2 separate regions of the Homo sapiens genome follow, and region 2 is linked to region 1. Evidence: chromatin loops called from intact Hi-C (ENCODE). Cell type or tissue: HepG2. All regions are shown on one strand.

Region 1 (2,500 bases):
TGTGATTACTGATACTATTGTCTGTTTCTCTGATTAGGCAGTAAGCTCAACAAGAGCTACATGGTGCCTGTCTCTTGTTGCTGATTATTCCCATCCAAAAACAGTGCCTGGAATGCAGACTTAACATTTTATTGAATGAATAAATAAAACCCCATCTATCGAGTGCTACTTTGTGCAAGACCCGGTTCTGAGGCATTTATATTTATTGATTTATTTAATTCTCATTTAACCATGAAGGAGGTACTATCACTATCCTTATTTTATAGTTGATAAAGATAAAGCCCAGAGAAATGAATTAACTCACCCAAAGTCATGTAGCTAAGTGACAGGGCAAAAATTCAAACCAGTTCCCCAACTTTACGTGATTAATACTGTGCTATACTGCCTCTCTGATCATATGGCATGGAATGCAGACATCTGCTCCGTAAGGCAGAATATGGAAGGAGATTGGAGGATGACACAAAACCAGCATAATATCAGAGGAAAAGTCCAAACAGGACCTGAACTGATAGAAAAGTTGTTACTCCTGGTGTAGTCGCATCGACATCTTGATGAACTGGTGGCTGACACAACATACATTGGCTTGATGTGTACATATTATTTGTAGTTGTGTGTGTATTTTTATATATATATTTGTAATATTGAAATAGTCATAATTTACTAAAGGCCTACCATTTGCCAGGCATTTTTACATTTGTCCCCTCTAATCTTTTGATGAGATGATCAGATTGGATTACTTGGCCTTGAAGATGATATATCTATATCTACATCTATATCTATATCTATATCTATATCTATATCTATATATGTATATCAGAAAAGCTGAAATATGTTTTGTAAAGTTATAAAGATTTCAGACTTTATAGAATCTGGGATTTGCCAAATGTAACCCCTTTCTCTACATTAAACCCATGTTGGAACAAATACATTTATTATTCATTCATCAAATGTTGCTGAGTCCTGGCTATGAACCAGACACTGTGAAAGCCTTTGGGATATTTTGCCCATGCTTGGGCAAGCTTATATAGTTTGCTTCATAAAACTCTATTTCAGTTCTTCATAACTAATACTTCATGACTATTGCTTTTCAGGTATTCCTTCATAACAAATACTTTGGCTTTCATATATTTGAGTAAAGTCCCCCTTGAGGAAGAGTAGAAGAACTGCACTTTGTAAATACTATCCTGGAATCCAAACGGATAGACAAGGATGGTGCTACCTCTTTCTGGAGAGTACGTGAGCAAGGCCTGTTTTGTTAACATGTTCCTTAGGAGACAAAACTTAGGAGAGACACGCATAGCAGAAAATGGACAAAAACTAACAAATGAATGGGAATTGTACTTGATTAGCATTGAAGACCTTGTTTATACTATGATAAATGTTTGTATTTGCTGGAAGTGCTACTGACGGTAAACCCTTTTTGTTTAAATGTGTGCCCTAGTAGCTTGCAGTATGATCTATTTTTTAAGTACTGTACTTAGCTTATTTAAAAATTTTATGTTTAAAATTGCATACTGCTCTTTCATTGAAGAAGTTTTGAGAGAGAGATAGAATTAAATTCACTTATCTTACCATCTAGAGAAACCCAATGTTAAAACTTTGTTGTCCATTATTTCTGTCTTTTATTCAACATTTTTTTTAGAGGGTGGGAGGAATACAGAGGAGGTACAATGATACACAAATGAGAGCACTCTCCATGTATTGTTTTGTCCTGTTTTTCAGTTAACAATATATTATGAGCATATTTCCATTTCATTAAATATTCTTCCACAAAGTTATTTTGATGGCTGTATATCACCCTACTTTATGAATGTACCATATTAATTTATTTCCTGGTGTGGGTTATTTGATTTTATAATCTTACCTTTAGAATAATGAAACACCTGTGAAGCTTTAGAAAATACTGGTGCCTGGGTCTCAACTCCACAGATTCTGATTTAACTGGTCTGGGTTACAGACTAGGCATTGGGAATTCAAAAAGTTCCCCCAGTGATTCTAATGTGTAGCCAAGATCGGGAACCCTTGTAGACAGGGATGATAGGAGGTGAGCCACTCTTAGCATCCATCATTTAGTATTAACATCATCATCTTGAGTTGCTAAGTGAATGATGCACCTGACCCACTTTATAAAGACACATGTGCAAATAAAATTATTATAGGACTTGGTTTATTAGGGCTTGTGCTCTAAGTTTTCTATGTTAAGCCATACATCGCATACTAAATACTTTAAAATGTACCTTATTGACATACATATTAAGTGAAAAGTGTTTCTGAGCTAAACAATGACAGCATAATTATCAAGCAATGATAATTTGAAATGAATTTATTATTCTGCAACTTAGGGACAAGTCATCTCTCTGAATTTTTTGTACTTTGAGAGTATTTGTTATATTTGCAAGATGAAGAGTCTGAATTGGTCAGACAATGTCTTGTGTGCCTGGCATATGATAGGCATTTAATAGTTTTAAAGAATTAATGTATTTAGATGAATTGCATACCA
Region 2 (2,500 bases), 89 kb before region 1:
GTCTTTAAACAAACTACCAAATGTGGATCACCTTATGAAACAGTATGTACATTTTTATGGTATTGAAACATATTGCCACATTGCCTTCAGAAAGGTTGTATACTATTAATATTACCATAAACAGTGTATGAGGGCACGTTTGGCACACACTTGCACTATCACTATGCATTATGTATTTTGAATATTTTCCAATTTTGTTTGCTCCTTTCTGTTAGCTGGCTGTTTGTGTCAGCTTCACCCTAGCAATGGCTTTTTATGTTGAAGAAGCATTTGGTTCCAATTTCCATTTTCTTTATATATTCCCAGAACTAGCCTTATTTTGCCATCCCAGAAATACCTGCAGCTATGGTAGTGTTCTGTCCTCCAATGTTTAAGTTCCGACTTCTTTCACGATTCATTATACTAATCCATTTTGTTTATGTTGGAAGTTTTCTTTATTATATGTTCCAATAATCCCACATTTCTACTTTGTCTCTATTCCATTTTCCACTGGGAGTCAGAGTATTCATAAGAGATAAATTATCTGCCATTCCTTGAGGCAGAAACCCTCAGTATTCTTTCTTCATTTCTGTTGTAGCTCTACTTCTCTATTCCTTTTATTCAGTTCAATTTTTTTTGTGGCTTCTCTTTTTTTCTTGATCAATTGTGCCAGAAGTTTTCAAATTTTATTAATATTTTTAAAGATTTATTTTATTTGTTTAATGAATTTCTCTGTTGCCTCTTTTTTTTCCCAGTTTATCTACTGCTGCTGTTATCCATATTATTTCTTTCTAAAATATATTGGTCTTCCTCCTGCTTTATAATCTTCTTCTGCAGCTGTCTTTGGCAGATTTTAACAGGAATTAACTGACAAAGGGGAAACGCAATTCTCAAAGTTTCTGTCCCAACTTTACAAAATAAAGAAAAGAAGGATGGGTTTAGATCAGAGAGACAGTAACTTAAGAACTAACCAATATGATCCAAATGATATATTCTTGGAATTTAGCTTTTATTTTCCAAGGGAAAAATATTAAATTAATTTTTTCTTTCTTTCTTCCTGTTCTTGTTCATTTTGTTCTTGCTGTTTTTCTCTTCCCCTTCTTTTTCCTCCTTCTCCCACTTCTTCAGTTATAGCTCTGAACACAGATAAAATAATGGTTATCTATAGAAGAATGAAGAAGCTATGGTATCCATGTCTTTGTCAGCATGTACTGCATTCTTGAAACACTGAATTTCTTGTAACATTTAATGAACTGCTCTTGCAATAACAGGATGTTGAGTGTTGAGAGATAAGTGATTAAGTTAGATCTGGATTTGAGTCCCGGCTTATTTATTAACTAAGCCTATGGCCTTGGATAAGTTACCTAACCTCTCCAACGCTCAGTTTTCTTTTTTGCCCTGAGGGTAAAATAAAATAATACGTGTGAAACCTAGTGCCTGGCACAAGATAAGTGCTCAGTAAATGCTAGCTGTTTATTATAATTTTCCATATTAAACCACTGTGGAATACTTTTTCTGTCATATAAAACATTGTTGAAATGCCTGCCATATATTAGTGCCCTGAAGTCCAAAGGTAGAGGAACCGAGTGTTTAAAAATTACTGTGGCTGTGGAGTCAACATGATGTAAAAAAACAAACATTTGGATAACACCAAGAAGCCAGATATGGTTGAAATGTTGACTGGTTGACAAAAATAATTTGGGTTGCTTAATGGTGCACAAAGGTAATGCAAAACACACTCTCTAGATATATAATATCTTCACCTTTAATTTCTTTCTAAAGTACCTAAGAATTGGAATTTTTTTCCTCAATAGTAACTGTGTGGGTTATACTCAGTTTGAGACATTTCTGATTCCTACAAGTAGAAGAAAAAAATTTTTTACAGTGATATTTTCTCTTTTATAGAAATTGTATTACTTATAAATTTCTTGCCTTATAAGTTATACACCATTTAAAACGCATTCGATGTTTAAATAATTGTCTGCAAGAAGCAGCAGCAATTCTGCAGGACTTTTGGCCCGTATTTAAACTGGATAGCTTTCTATGCACAAGCCTCTGTACTAAGTGGTAGTCAAAGATCTGTATAGTTAGCTCAATTCAGTTCCACGAACATAAATTGGGATCTTACAACAGGCTAACAGAACGGGCATCCATGAACAAAAGGCTGCATGTTTATGTATGAATAGAAAAAGATAGCAGACCATATCAACTTAAGCCACTGTTAATGATATTGTCTTAGTAAAAGAATGACAGCAATATGCTAGATGCCTGTTAAGCCTCCAAAAACACATTCTCAATCTGATTACAATAGCAACACTTTTTGTAAGACTTTAAGTAATACTTTAAAAAAAACTGTGGGCTAGGCGTGGTGGCTCACGCCTGTAATCCCAGCACTTCGGGAGGCCGAGGCGGGCGGATCACCTGAGGTCAGGAGTTTGAGACCTGCCTGACCAATATGGCGAAACCCTGTCTCTACTAAAACTACAAAACATTAGCTGGGAGTGGTGGTGCGTGCCTGTAA

What was found. Peaks named below come from ENCODE experiments on the same cell type or tissue, not always from the same donor. Only the 100,000 strongest peaks of a DNase experiment are listed, where the experiment ranks them.
Region 2: a loop joins it to region 1, with 4 times the contacts of the local background. A loop is called at or near these places in 22 of 110 quality-filtered maps.

What each region holds. Positions count from the first base shown.
Region 1 is chr4:73,433,379-73,435,878 of GRCh38, forward strand. No RefSeq gene overlaps it. Among named protein-coding and RNA genes, the nearest start is that of AFP, 1.6 kb to the right of the region's middle. RefSeq lists a promoter at 1-2,500, silencers at 1,020-1,426, 1,050-1,080 and a cis regulatory region at 2,441-2,500. In HepG2, a CTCF peak has its summit at 1,182; a DNase peak (open chromatin) is centred at 1,183; H3K4me3 peaks cover 373 bases.
Region 2 is chr4:73,344,243-73,346,742 of GRCh38, forward strand. All of the region lies in intron 3 of ANKRD17-DT (ANKRD17 divergent transcript), which reads left to right. Among named protein-coding and RNA genes, the nearest start is that of ALB, 59 kb to the right of the region's middle. In HepG2, no CTCF peak of the experiment used is centred here; DNase peaks (open chromatin) are centred at 1,299 and 1,589; H3K4me3 peaks cover 1,375 bases.